Regions from separate parts of the Mus musculus genome. Here region 2 is linked to region 1. A link is a loop called in an ENCODE intact Hi-C map of the cell type or tissue named here. Cell type or tissue: heart. All regions are shown on one strand. Each heading gives the region's core, and the rest is flanking DNA. Links, peaks and the distances in the headings are about the cores only.

Region 1 (8,340 bases), core at 327-8,326:
ATCAGCAGTAAGAAGTGATCCTGGGATGAAGTCTATTGGGATCTTGCCTCTCAGAGTTCACTCATCATAAGCCATGTAAAAAATGGTGGGCCATCTCCAGAAAACTTATTTGCCTTTAGCCTTTTCTGGATGGCTCCTGACAAGGAAGAGTAGTGAAAACCACCTACTTGTGTCAGCCCCAGTATGGCCACTTAGGGTCCCTAGTAGAAAGTATGTCTGTGACCTGGCAGATGATATAAATATGTTAAGTAGAAAAGAGTTAGGATGACCCTGGGTCATCACAAAGAGATGGAAGTGTGCTCAGGTAATGGCTATAGGGCAATCTGTGGGACTCCTGTAGATAGGTTTTAGGACTCTCAGAAAGTTTACATTTGGATATGTGTGTGGTAAAGTCAAGGTCTCAGTACATATCCAGAGCTGGTCTCAAGCTCTCAATTTTGTTTCAGCCTCCTGAGTACTGGGATTATAAGTGTGTTGGGCTCCCATCACTCCTGGCTTGTAGAAAATATTTTTCCTTTCTCCCTCTACTCTCTAGTCATCCATTCATTTGTAAAGACATATAATAGTTAATTACAGGCTGGAGCTATGGTTCAGAGACACTGCATTTGCCTAGCCCTGGGATCAATAATGACCAAAATGGAAAAGAAAACGTTATTATTGAGATTGAGACCTGACTAGTTTAACGGAGGTTAGTTGGTAACACTCTATGGTTTTCTTGGTTTTCTTTTTCCCAGACAGAAACTCACCATGTAGCCAAAGCCAACCTCAACCTCATTGCTACCTTGTTTTGGGCTATAAATTATATTGAAAACATTTAAAAATTACAAATGGATTTTATGTTAAAATTGTATATGAGAGTGTGTGCTGGGCTCTCTTCTATCATTTAAGCCTTAATCCTTTGAGGCAGGTCCTTGGTGGATCTGGAACTCACTTTTTTCTTTTTGGTGAGGCTGGTAGCCAGGAAGTCCCAGTCCAGCTATTTTTCTGTCTTCAGTGTCAGGAGAGATTCTGCCTCAAAGGAATAGGAGAAGCATGGTGGAAGAGGGCATCGAATGTTCTCGTTTGGCCTCTATCATCTGCACGTGCACGCACACACTTATAAAATAAAATGTTTCTTCATAGCTGGAGTAAAATATTATTTCTCTGAGTATTTGTTCAGATGTCTAGCTGAATTTGTGGACTGGGCACTTAATTTCACTTAGGCCAACATGGAACAATCAGTGATTTGTTAAGGACCTTTTTGGGGGGCTTTATAAAACTCAACTGTAGGTTTCTATAAAATCATGAATAAGACTGTGCAAAGAGAGTGTACTATTTCTTTCAGGAATCATCTTAAAATATTCTAAAATGTATTTTATGTGTATAAGTATTTTGTCTGCATGTGCACGCAGTGGTAGACAGAGGTCAGAAAAGGCCATCAGGTCTGGAATGAGTTACTGGTGTTATGAGCCTCATGTGGGTCCTATGCAAACACAACAGGTGCTCTTAACCACTGAACCACACATTTCATCTTTCTCCCAGAGTGTTTTGGAGATCAAAAGTGTGGGATGAGAAAACTTCAACATTTACTTCTGATGAGAATCTCAAGATTGGCAAAATGGTTGGCAAAAGGAGAAGGCCTAGACCAAAGCGCTCCATCGACCTGGAGGATTCCACTGAGCAGCTGATTTCTGGTGACATGGTCACATTCCCCTGCTCTGTCTGCTACCGAGAACTGAACAAAGCTAGGAATTTTCTCCATAAGAAACATCACAATGCTCTGAGTATGCTGGGTTTCCAGTGGATGGGAGGGAGGCAACCAAAGCCCAAACTGGTCAGTCTTCATAGAGAGTGTATAATCTCTAACCTTTTGAGATCTTCTACATACAATGAAAAAGTCCTTCACAATGTGAACTACGCATTTGAGTTTCTTTGGAAGAAACAAGTTCCATCATACTTCAAACTTTGTGATAAGGTTGGCGAGACTTCTACGTATTCTCCAAACAGCAACCATCTGATGATTAAAGGTATAGCCATCTGTAGCAATAATAATTCAGCCTGGAAAGCGGAGCCGAACTGTAAATTCACGGTCGTGAACGATTTTGGTGATAAGGCCAATGTGTGCTTTTTCGGTTTATTTGATAGCCATTACGGTTATGCAGCAGCAGACCTGGCATCAAAGGAGTTTCAGGTTTTACTTCTCCATCAATTGTCTATACAGGATCCTTCCTACCAAATGACAGCTGAGCAGAAGCAACTCATCAATTCCTTTGACACGGTGTTCAGGGAGGAATACAGAGCCAGAGAAGAGGCCTTCTCTTCCACATACAAAACCTTCAGAACTAGTAGACGGGAGTATGAGGATACACACAAAGCCTTTGCAAAGGCATTTTGGAGAATGGATAGGCTTCTACGGCTTGGAAGGAATGAGACTTCCCGGGTTCGCTGGAGCGGCTGCTCGGCACTCACTTGTATATTAGAGGGTGGGATTAAGAACCCACATGCTAATAAAGACTGGGAAAAAACCTATCAGCAGGGTTCCACCAGTCTTCCCTTCCAGAAGACTCCACAGATCATATCTGGAGTACTACACCTGGCAAATGCTGGTATGTATCTTCATTTGCATCCTAAATATCTGTAAATGCCTACTCATGCTGCTAAAACCACTGTTATTTAGCAATTTGCTAATGTGCAGAAATTGCACTGAACAACTAAGAAACAAACAAACAAAAATTCCAGTTTAAATAGACTGCAGACACAAAAACCAAGCAACTATTTTTATGGGTACTGGTATGAATTGTGTAATGAAACTTTTCCTGGGAAGACAAAATACACACTTCTAAGTACCCCCAGATAAGGAGCCCATGATAGACCAAAGTATGGAGACCATCAAAGTCCAATGTGGGGAACAGATGAGTTTTACTGGAGCTACTTAGCTGATTATGGAGGAGGGTTACTTACAGGGGCAGAAATAACTCTTAGACACTGTATCACTAAAGCCCATTGCCAGCATGGGTGACAGTTCACAAAGGCTGGGAACCTGGAGCACACTGCACATCCTGCAGGCCACTCAAAAGGTTGGAGAGTGTCCTTTCTGGGTGACTCTGGTCTTCCAGGCAGATAAATTAGTTTCTGCATCTTCTAGACAGCTGGTGTGGCCAGGGCCTCTTTACTTACTTTATTTATAGTATGTTTCATATTTCTCCCCCCTCCCTCTTATTCCCTCCTTCTCTGTGTGTGTAGACAGTAAGTTAAAACAATTCCAAATGACATAACAGAGATGTCGTACAGGTTAAAAACAGTAACTATGCCTAGATCCAAACAAAATGGACATAAGGAACCCACTCTTTTTGAGGGTGGAAAGTTGATTAATAACTGCTAAGACAATCTTGTATACTTTTGGGGACAGGACTCTTGTTTCCCAGGTTCGCCTCAGACTCACTGTATAGTCCAGGGGAGTTTCCTTGAACTTCTGATCATCCTGCCTTCCTTCCTATTGAGAGCTGGACTTACAGACATGTACCCTAACTCTTGGGGCTGCTAGACTGAATGCTTGCCAAGCACCCTACTAACTGCAGTGACTTTCCTAAGGAGAGACCAACGCGTGTGTAACAGATTGTTGTTTCATTCTCAGTGACCATGTGGTATTAATTTCCTAATAGAGGAACCATTTTTCCTTCAGTTTTCTGAGCTTTAAACTGGCTAAGATACTGGGCAAACTCTTCTCACAAGGCCCACTTTGTTGTTCTTACTTTCAACACGGAATTCCTCTGCCTCTCAAAACTGGGGTGTCAGCAATCAGCCCTGGCTAAGTTCTCGTCCTTATCCTTTCTAATTTATATTCTATCTGACAATTCTCCTTTATCTTTTACTTCTTTACTTCATTAAATCCTTATGGGATTAAAGTACTTACACTCATACATATACATATACAGGGTCATGTCTGCAGGGGTGGGGGTGGGGGTAGGTGGAATTGCCACAGCTTTTCAGAATGGTGTCTACAGGACACTATCCACTTAGCAATGGCTAAAAAGTGATTTCTCTACATTCCTTCATTCAGTATTGTCATTTCATTTGGTATATTTGCACTTAACCCCTGAACCAGCTTTTTAGCGCCACCCCCCCCCCCCCTTTTGAGATGGTCTTTCTAGGTAACTTAAGCTAGTTGTTATCTTAGTCAGGGTTTCTATGACTGCGAGAAATGCAAAAAGCAAGATTTAGCTTATACTTCCAGATCATAGACATTGCAAGTCAGGACATGAACTCAAACTCAGAAGGCATGGAGGGGTTCTGTTTACTGGCTTTCTTAGCCTGTTTCTTATAGTACCACTCTAGCCCAGGGATGGCACTATCTACCATGGGCTGGAGCCTTTCATTCTGATCACTAATTGAGAAAATCCTGGATCTCATAGAGGCTCCTTCCTCTCTGATGACTCTTATCAGCATCCAGTTGACACCAGAACTAGGTCAGTATAGTTAGCCTGGCAAACGCCCCCCTCCCCTGCTTTCACCGTTCTCATTCTAGAGTACTGGAATTACAGGTGTGTAATCTGGCTCAATCACTATTTTGATCATACAATGATGTTTATATATGTATTTCTATATGCATCATTTTGTATTTACGTCTTTCAGGAACTCCTACTCCTTTTGTTCTTAATTCCATTATGCTGACCTATTCATTTGGTTTGTTTCCTACCCGGAAAATTCCTTGGTTTCTACCATGTGGATGTCCTGTTGTTTTCTTTCCTTCCTTTCTTTGAGACAGGGTCTCTATTATGTATCCCTGACTGACCTGTAGCTCTGTAATCCAGACTGGCTTCAAGCTCACTGAGATCCACTTGCTTCAGTCTCCTAAGGGCTAGGAAAAAGGAATACACCACCCATACAAGGCTAGTGATGAATTTTAAGATATTATTTGCCTTGATTTTAAAGGAAATAATCAATTGGTGTGGAATTACAGACTGGCAGATTTTTCTCAGTTGTTGGAATCTGTTTCCCTGTTTGGCCTGGCTGGCATCCCTGTCTAAGCCTCTCTTGTTCAGAATGTGGCTCCTCCTTGTGGCTACTTGAAAGATTTTCTCTTTCTCAGATTTTAAGCCATTTATTTGACTGATGGATCTATTTCTCTTTAAGGCTCCTGTCTAAGATCACTCACATCATTTGTGTTAGTCCATTGGACCCTACCAGCTGCCTACAAATGCTCCTTTAATCTGTGCTTTGTTTCACTCTTCTATTTTTTTCCTTTTTTGAAGTAAATATTTTTCTAAATGCAGATGACCTGAGCTCACAAAGATCATGGTGCATGTGTGGAGACCAGACAACTTTCAGGGTTAGTTTTCTTTCTACTGGCAAGCCATCTTTTCTTTCTTTTTAACTCTAATCCAGGCTGTCCTCCTAACTTGTGGCAATCCTTCTGCCTCATTCTGAGCATCTCAACATACTGGATGTTATAAACTCCATACTGGCAAGCCATTTTCTTCCTTTTGGAGACAGGATCTCACTCTAACCCAGCCTGTCCTCCAACTTGTGGCAATCCTGCCTCATTCTGAGTACTGAGGTTACAGATACTAGCCACCATGTCAAATTTTCTTCCTTTCTCTTCCCTTCTCATCTTTCCGTTCTTCCCCCTTTCTCTCACCTTTAGTGTTTTGTTTTCCTCTCCCATTTTCTGAGATTTAGTCAGTCACTAAAGACAAGAAGCTAGAAGTTACAAAGAATTTATTCTTATGTGTTTTTGTGAGTGTAACGTATGTGCAGGTACCTGTGGAGTTTGAAGAGAGCACATTAGATCCCCCAGAGCTGTAGTTATTGGCAGTTGTGAACCACCTGACAGGTCACTAAGTGTTCTTTTTTTTTTTTTAAGATTTATTTATTTATTATATGTAAGTACACTGTAGCTGTCTTCAGACACTCCAGAAGAGGGCATCGGATCTTGTTACAGATGGTTGTGAGCCACCATGTGGTTGCTGGGATTTGAACTCCAGACCTCTGGAAGAGCAGTCGGGTGCTCTAACCCACTGAGCCATCTCACCAGCCCCCCACTAAGTGTTCTTAACCAGTGATCCATCTCTCCAGCCCATTATCATCTTCTGACTTAAGAACTTTGTTTTTTCTGCATCAACTCATCAACACGTGGAGACCCACGTTGTTTACAACATTACAGTACATTGCCCAGGATCGTGTTTGGTGAGATGGGCTAGACCCTGATCCACAGTGACTATTACTGCCCCCTTTGTTTTTTGGACACAGTGGCCTCACTCTTGCAATCCACCTGCCTTATACTACCAAGTTACTACTCCTTTTAAAAACCAGAATAGTCACATGTATCTGCCATATTACAGAAGTGTATAAAGCCAAAGTGCTTGCTTACCATCTTCCTGCTTAAGCTAGTATGTGAATTCAAGCTGTCACATAGAACATTAGAAAGTTGAGCTACTCCCCCCACATAGTTTTAAACCTATAGTAGCATTACTTACACATACATACACTTTCTCTATTTTAAGAAAGGTGCTGAACTACATCCTAATAGTTTATCCAGTTGCCACATTAAATGCAATGTGTTGCTTTGCTGGTGACATTGCTCAGTTTTCAGAATGTCTCCTAAAACCCATAAAGAAGGCATGATAGCACCTGATAGAAGGAGGACTGGGAATTTTAAGACACTGTCAACTACAAAGACAGTTCAAGGCCAGCTCAGGCTATATGAAGTTTGTCTCAAAACCAAACCGAACCGAACCGAACCGAACCAAACCAAACCAAACCTCCCCACTCAATAATTACTGACTTACCTGCTACAGATCAAAGTAAAAGATCCACAAGTTAGGATAAAAGAAGAATGAAAATAGAAATTTGTGCAGACTGCGGGAGCATAATTTGCATAGCACAGGGTCACATTTTGCAAGCAACCCAGGACCTCAATTAGCATTCATTCTATTATGTTAATGAGGCAAGACTACTGTTTATCTCACATCAGGTTAGGCTTTCTGTCAAATCATACCAGTTGGACAGACTTCAGCCTTTTAAGCCTAGATTCTTATTTGCTAAACAAATCAAAAAGTTTTTCTGAAATGAGGCAGACACAGGAAGATCTCAAGTTTAGGTCAGCATGGGCTACATATTGAAACTCTATTTCAAAATTAATCAAAAGAAAAACAAAAATAAGTTAAAAGTTGAAGAAACAGAATTGAACACATTAGCAACAAAATTCTGATTCCAAGTATAGCACTGTTAGAGGCCTAAATATTCTTTGATTGTAGACAGGGTTCACTGTGTGTAGCCTGACTGTCCTGGAACTCACAGGTCTCTGCTTCTTGAGTGCTGGCACACCACCCCCACCTGACAGAATATTCTTATTTTAAAGTGTGTGGTACACGTGCATGTATGCCACAGCATGCATGTTGAAGTCAAGGGCAGCTTTGGGGATCAGGTTCTCTCCTTCCACCATATGGGGTCTAGCTCAAACAGGTCATCAAGTGTCTCTTCACACTGAACCATCTCACTGCCCCCACCAAATTTTGCTTTTAGAACTGGCATATTAAAGTAGGAATTTTAATTTTCAGGGGCAGAGTATTCAGATACCAATGCCACCTGAGATATGCTGTGAATCACAATGCTGTACCAAAAACTACTGCTTGTTCTTAAACATATGATGATTCTAAAATCTTGGGGAAAACAAACAAAAAAAATCCAAACCCCTTCTAACAGCATCTTTTAATCTGTCTGGACCAGATTTAGACTTCAGGACATTAATGAAGCAAAATGTTGCAAATATCCCAGGTTTATCTCAACTATGGTCATACCATACTGCCATCTCTTACTGAAGACTTCAGTTAACAACTGTCAAGAGTTTAATGTGGCTGCCTATTTCCCCAACATGAATTCTTATAGAACTGTTTAATTACACATTAAGGAAACCTAGGATGGACACTTAACAGTGGAATTTTATCATCCATATCCTAAATACATTTGAGTTTTAACTTTGACCAGTAATATACATATGTATATATATATGTATACATACTTTGTTCATTTATTCATCCATTTATTATTTATTGATTGATTGTGTGTGTATATACCTGTATATGAAGGTCAGAGGACAACTTGTAGGAGACAATTCTTTTCACCATGTGAGACCCAAGAATGGAACTCAAGATTAGCAGGCCTGGTAGCAGCTGTCTTTAACTAACTTTCTTAACAGCCCCCAACAGTTTTTGTCCTTTAAGGATTTCTCATTTTTATGTGTATGTGGTCCTGTGCACACAAGTACAGAGGCCAAGGGCATCAGGTCTCCTTATACCTGAAACTACAAGCAATTGTGTGCTAACCTACATGATGTTAGTAATTGAATTCAGGTACTCTGCT
Region 2 (8,338 bases), core at 339-8,338, 180 kb before region 1:
ATGTCCATCAGTAGGTGAGTAGATCAAACAGAAACAACAGAGATTTATTCAACTACAAAGAACAAAGTGATATCACTGCAGGAAAACAGATGGAACTGGACACCACCATGCTAAGAGAAATATGACACACTCTAAAAGACAATATTGTATGGGTTTTTACTCCTATGTAGAATTTAGAGTGGTACAGGGGACATCAAAGTAAAAAAACTGACTATTCAAGGATTGGAAAAGTATAAAATCAAGGAGGCAGGGAGAGAAAAGAAAGCAATAGAGGAGATGAAAATGATAAGCTCATATTGTGTGTTATATAAAAATGCAGCCCCAGGCCAGCCTGGTCTACAGCATGAGTTCCAGGACAGCCTACATAGAGAAACCCTGTCTTGGAAAAAAAAAAAAAATGCAACTGCAAAGTAAATTAAAAAAAAAAAAAAAAGCAGATCTTTAGATTACCAATTATCTGCATTGTTAACCAAAACAAGCCTAAACACCATTTTTAGAGTATACCTTTTCTTTTTCTTTTCATTAAAACAATTTTTTCATCCAACATAATCTAATCATGGTTTCCTCTCCCCCAAGTCCTCCCAGACCCTCCCTACATCTTCATCCTCCCAACTCCTATCTCTGTCTCTGTCTATCTGTATATCTGTCCCTATCTCTCCGGGAAAAAAAAAAATATATATATACCAAATTTTAAAAAAATCTACTGAGTCTAGAGTGAAGGATCAGCAGTAAAGAGCACTTGTTGTCTTGCAAAGAACTTCAGTTCAGTTTTCTAGCACCCACATCTGTAAGTCCAGTTCCCAGAGGTTGCTGTTTTCTCCTGACTCCACAGGTAGTAGACATAATGTGCATGCACACATGCAAGCAAACACTCATCCAAGTTAAAGAAACACACAAATACACCTATTTGTGTATGAATATCTCTATATCATGTTGAGTAAGTACACAGTTTTTAACAATAAACACCATAGACTTATTATGATTTAAAAAAATAAATAAGGGGTTGGGGATTTAGCTCAGAGGTAGAGCACTTGCCTAGCAAGCGCAAGGCCCTGGGTTCGGTCCTCAGCTCTGGAAAAAAAAAAAAGATAAAAAATAAATAAAGCAATACATAGAACGCCCTGGCACAGAGCAGAGCATGCGCTTACGTTACATGTGTTTATGTTGCTGTGATGAAATACATGACAGAAGCAACTTAAGGGAGGAGAGATGGTTCAGGAGTTGTAAGTCCATCATGGCAGGAAAGGCAGGATGACAGACTAGATGTGTGGCAGTGGGAGTGTGCAGTAAATGCTTGTACATGCCACTGAGCAGAGCAGAGAGAGCCTAGGCCCAAAGCAGTCATCCCCAACCCTCCCACCTCCTCCAGCTGTGTCTCATAGCCTAAGGTTTTACAACCACCCGAAACAGCGTTACCATGTAGAGATAAAGTGTTCAAACCCATGAGCCTACAGGGGAGATTTAATATGCCAAAATAGGAATGCAGTGTAGTGGCTCATACCTTAAACACACACTTAGGAGGCAAAGACAGTAGGTTGTATGAGTTCTAGGTCAGTCTGATCCACATACCTATGTCCAAGCCAGCCAAAGCTACATAATGAGACGCTGTCTCAAAAACAAACAAACAAAACGCCAGCACGGCCAGCATCTTAGTTAGGGTTTCTATGGTGAAGAGACACCATGACCAAGGCAACTCTTATAAAGGACAGCATTTAATTGGAGCTGGCTTACAGTTTCAGGGGTTCAGTTCATTATCATCATGGCAGGAAGCATGGCAGCCTGCAGATAGACATGGTTTAGGAGGAGATGAGAGGTCTACATTTTGATCTGAAGACAGAAAGAAAGAGACTGTTTCAGCAGCATTCAATTAAGCCTGGGAGCCCTCAAAGCCTGCCTAAAGAGTGACACACTCCCTCCAACAAGGCCTCCTCATAGTGCCATTTCCCATAGCCCAAGCATATCCAAACTGCCACAGGCAGTAAATTCAATTAAATACTTACATTCTTGGCACTAGGCTGAGAAATTCAACCCTCTAAAATAGAAGTATACAGCAAGGATTCTGAGGTTTAATAAGTTATTTCAAGTGGTTAAGATACATTTCTAAAACATGCAGATGAAAGCTACAAGCAATCTAAAAAGTAGGACTTTCCCCAGCCTGTCTGTCTACTGTACACTTATATAGGTTCTCCACAGCTTGGGACTGCTCAACAAAGGAAAAGACTAAGCCAATATAAGTGGGTACCAAAATGATGTGATAGTTTGCTGCATTTTGGTTCTGACAAATTCCTTAAAACTTTTGGTCACCAAGTTTCTAACATTTGTATGCTATTCAAATTAATACACAGCACATGACATGGTAAGTATTAAAGAATCTTTCAAAGGGTTTTTTAATTCTTATTTTTGTATATATGTATGTGTTCTCTTTGATCACGTATGCCACATGCTGTACACAGGTGCCCATGAAGAGGGCATCAAATCTGGAGCTGAAGTCAGAGGTGGTTGTGAGCTGCCTGACATGGGTGCTCAGAACTGAACTCAGGTCCTCTGCAAGAGCAGCAAAAGCTTTTGATATCTGGATCATATCCACATTTCCAAAGGAATCTTTTTTAAAAAATTTTTTTTAATGTCAGCACTTGGGAGGCCAAGACTAGCATATCTCTGTGTGTTCCTGGTCATCGCAGAAATATCACGAATTTGAAGTCTGCTTAGGCTGTGTAAAAAACCTGCCTTAACCCGTTGTTTTGTTTTGCTTTGTTTTGTTTTTTGAATGCCAAATAAACAGACCAAAACCAAACTTTTTTAGGAGATGGACATGGTGGTACACACATTTAATCTAGCATTCAAGAGACAGAAGCAGGTGGATCTGTTTGCATTTGAGGCCAACCTCAAATATATAGTGAGTTCCAAGACAGTCAAAGGTACACAGAGAGACTTCTCTACAGCGTAAGGAGTTAGAGGTCATCCTGGGCTACAAGAAGACCCTGTCTCAAAAACAAAAACAAACAGAAAACAAAGAAGAGAGCCATAAATGAGCAGCCGTGGAACGATAATCTTAGGACCCTAGGTAAGAAATTAAGAGTGTGAACCTTGTGTGATGACCAGCATAGTAAAATATAACTTGTTATATTGGCTACGTATATCTATCTACCTTATGGCACAAGACATCTGCCAAGGATATGACTTATGAAGCAATCACTCAACTGTGGAGGCTCCAAATGTCTTGTGGTAGGGCTCCCTGCTGCCACCTTCCCCTTCCCATTTTCTTTGTGTGCCTTCAGAACTACCCAGTAACGCTGCCTGATGTGTAAGCGTGCCGAACTTTTCTCAGCATGACTAAACCCAATTCCTTGACTATTATCAGGAACTGATAAAGAAGTTTAGATTGTTCCCGGGAAAGCACTTTAAAAAACGGATCCCACAAGATGACCTTCTAATTCAGTCACGGCTGCTGCACTACAATGACTTCTGAGGTGAGCGCAGCCGGTTGTAAATCTCTTCCGTAAATGCACAGGACAGGATCGGGCTGTCACTTGGCGTTTCTTCTTGAATCAGCCAGGCCCACCCGCAGATCTCGCCAGCGGGCTGAACCTGGAGAGCCCAGTCTCTCACATCAGTCCTTTCGCTGAGCCTGCGCTAAACGTGCTGGATGGACGTTTGCCACACGGGCGCGCCCCGGAGCACAAGAGCTGCGCGGCCTTGGGCGCCCTGACAAGCCACGCCAGGATCTGTTTGGATCTTTCGTGCTCCAACTCAGGCTTCAACTCGAACTCGTCATTCTCCTGCCTCAGCCTTCTGAGAGCTGGGCTCTCAGGCCTGCGTCAACACCCCAGGTCTAACCGGAAGTCAGGGACGCACCCAGACAAGACCCAGTCTCAAAGTCGCTAGATCTCTAGGCTGTGGGAAGGCGGACGCCGAGCCAAGGCCTCAATTCCAGCCTGACTCCACCCCCTCTACCCCACCCCAGCCACAGCTGCGCGTGCGCAGGCGCGCCACGTGATGCCATTCCCCGGGGCCGGGCGCTGCGTCTACGGAGAAGGGCGGGCCGGAGTGTCACGTGATGGTGTCCGGCCAGCCAATGGATACGCGTAACGCAGAATTTCGAATGTGGCGGCGGTAGCTGCGGAGCGCGGCGGAGCGGGAGGTTGCATCTGCTCGTCCGGACCTGAGTGGCCGAGGTACGGAGCGGTACGGGCGGCGGGACTGGAGGTATCTCTCCGACCGGACGACGCGTTCCGCTCGCGAAAGCGAGCACCCCGAAATCGACAGGGCTTTTGCTCAATCAAAGTAGCAAAAACTTTTTAGATAGGGGCCGGAGGAAGGGGTGTTCTCGCCGACTTGCACTGTCTAGCACGCACAAGGCCCGATTTCCATCCCACTGTGCTCGCGCACGCGAACAAACTGTAATTAACTTTAACTCTATCAGTTATTCATTCTGTGTGTCACTCAGATGTCTCCGGTGCAAACTTTTAAAACTTGATGGTGACCCACCCATTCTTATAAGAAGTCGTTGCATTTATTCTGTTGAACTCCCCTCTCCAATCTATCGTATATACACATTGGTAAAAATAAAGGGTTAGATAAGATATACAGTACCAATTTAAGGCTTCATTATGCGTGGAGGAAAATACGTCCTGGTGAGAATACTCAAGAAGAGATTCAAGAAAACACTTAACTAAAAGGAGATGAATCAAGATAGTTCTTGTGGTGACAATTATATGCACACATTGTGGTTGGCAACAGTTTACAATTTTGAGACCAGGAAGTTTATTTTGCTTGAAGCACGCTACTGTTATTAACATGAATACATGTTTTCTCAGCCCCAAAATTACTAGAGAAAAGCTGCCAAACAGAAACCCAGATATACATATAAATTGCTTCTGAACTAATACTGTAATCCTAAACACTAAAGGTTGGCTATAAACATTGTAAGAAAAGTAAGTCTGCTTATGGCTCATACATTTGTGGTCCCAGCTACTCAGGAGGCTGAGGTAGGAAGGACATGAGAGCTCTTAAGTTCAAAACCAGACTGGGTAACAGCAATATCCTGTCCCAAAATAATAAGTTCCCATAGAGCCTAGAATGTTGTACGCCTCCAATGAATATTTACTATAAGATGAATAATTGATACTTTCTGGAGTTATTTAATACTTTCCTATGAAATAGTAGAAGATAAGGTTATAGCAAAAGCATGAATGACATTTTATGGGATTTTTTTTCTTATGATGGCTTGATTCTAACATCTTTTTTCTTCTTGTTTTGTTTTAGATGAATTTCACTATGTAGCCCAAGCATAAATCTATGACCCACCTGCCTTAGCCTTTTTAGTAGCTTGGATTATTCTACAACACCTGACTTAATATTTCTAAGCAGAAAATCAAAATATTGCTTTTTTTGAAGTAAGTTTACAATTTAGTCTTTTGTAATCCCTTCTTGATGAACAGCCTATGTTTCTTAAATTTTATGTTTAAAAAATATCTGAGAAGTGTTCATTGGTTTTTTTTTTTTTTGTTTTGTTTTTAATTCAAAGACAAAGATGGCTAAGGAAAGGTGTCAGAAAAGGTCCTTTCAAGATACCCTTGAAGACATTAAGAATCGAATGAAAGAAAAAAGGAATAAAAATTTGGCGGGGATTGGGAAACGCAAGTCCTTTATTGTTGCACCGGGCCAAGTACCCAGTAAGAGAATTTTGTGTTGTCTTCTTCCAGCATTCTTACTTTGAAAGTGTGGCATTTGTGTGTGTTGTGTGTGTTTCTTTGTGTGTGGAGCACAGTGGGGTGTTGCTGTAGTAGAAGTTCTGGAGTCCTGCTATTAATCTCTGCCCTGTTCCCCTGCAAAGGGTCTCTCACTGAACAAGGAACTATTGTGGCAGCCAGTCAAGCCCCAGAGATCCTCCTGTCTCCACACACCTTTAACACCTTACCTTCCCTCCGTCCTGCCACAGCAGATAGAGTCACCAGTGTGCAGGACCACACCTGGCTCTTTAGGGGATTTGACCTGTGGGCCTCATTGGTTTCTTAGCAAGCACTCCTAGCCATTGAGAGATATCTCTAGCCTCTGCTTCACCTTCTAGGTTGAGGCTTACTAACTGAAAATTTTATCTTATAGCTAACACTGCTACACTACTGAGATATTACCAAGATAACAACAGGTTGTTAGTCTTGGCTTTGGAAAATGAGAAATCCAAAGTGAGAGAAGCACAGGATGTCATCCTGCAACTGAGAAAAGAATGCTACTACCTTACTTGTCAGCTGTATGCATTGAAAGAGAAGCTAACTTCCCGACAAAGTGAAGAAACTACTCAGGTATATTCAGTACAAAACTTTTCTGTGTAGTTTTGCCATATGCAGTTCAGCTTTATATAGATTTAGATATGGAAAATATTCTTAAGTATTCTTCGGAGAGTCACTTTTTAAAAAAATACTTCATTATATCCATTTACTCTGTGTGTGTGTCTGTGTGTAGTTCAGAGGATAACATTAGGTGTTATATAGAAATAAGTAACATACATATATGTGCCCTCACATATAATGTGTATATTGACGTTATCGAAGACAGTTGTCTTTCTAGAAGGTGCTATTTCTTCCTGAGTGTCATGTATACCTGCGATTTTGTGATGCCAGAACTCAATATGCTAACTCAGAAAGACCCAAGTTATGGGTCAACCTGAACTGCACAATGAGACCTCATCTCTAGAAGAGATTTTTGAAGCCTACATATGATTTCATGACTTTTCTCTAAGATTTCAATTACTTTTTAAAGATTGTTTTCCTTCAACACTTAATCTTTTTTCCTCCTTTTTCAGTTAGTACAGTGTAAACCTAATGGTTTCTGAATCTCCCCCATGGTTTTCCAGTTTTTAAACAATTCCTTTTTAATTGTGTGTGTGTGTGTGTGTGTGTGTGTGTGTGTGTGTGTGTGTGAGTGGTGTGAATATATGTATGTGAGTATGTGCAAGTATATGTATGTGAGTGTGTGTGCACATGGAAGCCAGAGACATTGGATCCTCATCGGAGTGGAGTTACAGGCATTTTGAGCCACTTGAAATAGGTGCTGGAAACCAGACTTGGGTTCTCCCAAAGAGCTGTTCACACTCTTAACTGCTGAGCCATACATACCTCCAGCCCCTACTTCGCAGAGTTTTTGCTGAAATTAGAAGAACCAGTGTTCAGTGACTACTTAATGACATAAGCCTCAAAACAGTAGGGGGAAAAATTCTATTATTCTCGCGCCTTCGATGCCATCTATTGATGACTTTCCGTTAAGTGTATTGTTACTAGTTAGTTGCTGATATGTACTTAGCATTTAATATCAGGTGCTTTGCTTGTTTCTCTGTCACACATGCATGTGATCACTTGTGAGCCATCCTGTACCTGTACTTCAGTGCGCAAGGTTGGTTTTTCAGTAGTAGAGAGCTTAGCGTTGTTTCTTTGTTTGTTTCTGACAAGATCTCAATATGTCGACCAGGCTGGTCTCAAGCTCACTGTGTAGACCAGACTGGCCCCAAAGTCTTCCTGCCTCAGCCATCTAAGTGCTGCCATGCGCAGGTTGAGATATTTTAGTGTAAGGTTTTCTTGGGCTGAGTCTGTAGCTCAGAAGTGGAATACTTGTTTAGAATGTACAAGGTCCTGAGTTCATTCGTCCTCAGCACTGCAAAAGTAATTGTGGAAGAAAAGTGAAGATTTGGAGCCAAAGACATCATTGGGTTTGCCGCCGGTTGATACAATCCTGATGAGCTGAGTCCAGTCATTGGGACTCGCCGTGCTGGAAAGAGAACTGACCCTCTCCCCCCACCAAAAGAAGCTGTCCTCTGATCTCTATGCATGCTTCCTCGTGCCTCCCCCCAAATAAGTAAATAATGTTTTAAAAATGTATACACAAAGAAGAGAAGTTTTAAAAGCATGTTTCTTTTGTACTACCATTTTCTAGTAGTTCCTATGTTTTATAGTAAATCTTTATATTTTATATGTGATATATTTATATTATAGTTAAGAGGTGTAGTGTCTGTAGAAACTCTGGCCTTCAAGGTGAAACCACTCTTGGTCAGGTTTTCATCTGTTTGGTTTTTTTTTTTTTTTCTTTGTTTCTCCCTCACAACAGAACTTCAAAAAGAAAAATGGGGAAATTAAAAAAAGGGGACCAAGCATGGTGTTCATAGCTTTAATACCTGCGCTGGAGAAACAGGCATTCAGATCTCTGTAAGGGCCCACCCCAGCCTGGTCTACATAGGGAGTTTAATTTTAGGCTGGCCAGGTCTGTATAGTAAAACCCTATCTCATTTAAACCATGTGCTCTGTTGCTGTGTCAAGATCACCAAAACTTGTGTGCTGCCATTTGGCTT

Evidence for each region. A loop is a pair of places that touch in the nucleus more often than their neighbours do. Peaks named below come from ENCODE experiments on the same cell type or tissue, not always from the same donor. Only the 100,000 strongest peaks of a DNase experiment are listed, where the experiment ranks them.
Region 2: it touches region 1 in a loop (5-fold over the local background); 14 of 42 quality-filtered maps call a loop at or near these places.

The regions. Positions count from the first base shown.
Region 1 is chr17:53,509,186-53,517,525 of GRCm38, reverse strand. It overlaps Pp2d1 (protein phosphatase 2C-like domain containing 1), which reads left to right. Exons shown (of 3, transcript NM_173449.3): 2 at 1,522-2,585. Among named protein-coding and RNA genes, the nearest start is that of Pp2d1, 26 kb to the left of the region's middle. In heart, for the core only: a CTCF peak has its summit at 5,035 (motif pointing left); no DNase peak of the experiment used is centred there.
Region 2 is chr17:53,685,048-53,693,385 of GRCm38, reverse strand. Sgo1 (shugoshin 1) reads left to right here and starts at 4,071. Exons shown (of 9, transcript NM_028232.2): 1 at 4,071-4,175; 2 at 5,266-5,396; 3 at 5,528-5,675; 4 at 6,106-6,302. The coding sequence starts at 5,534. It also overlaps the pseudogene Gm31532. In heart, for the core only: a CTCF peak has its summit at 3,657; a DNase peak (open chromatin) is centred at 3,915; H3K4me3 peaks cover 2,420 bases; H3K27ac peaks cover 2,608 bases.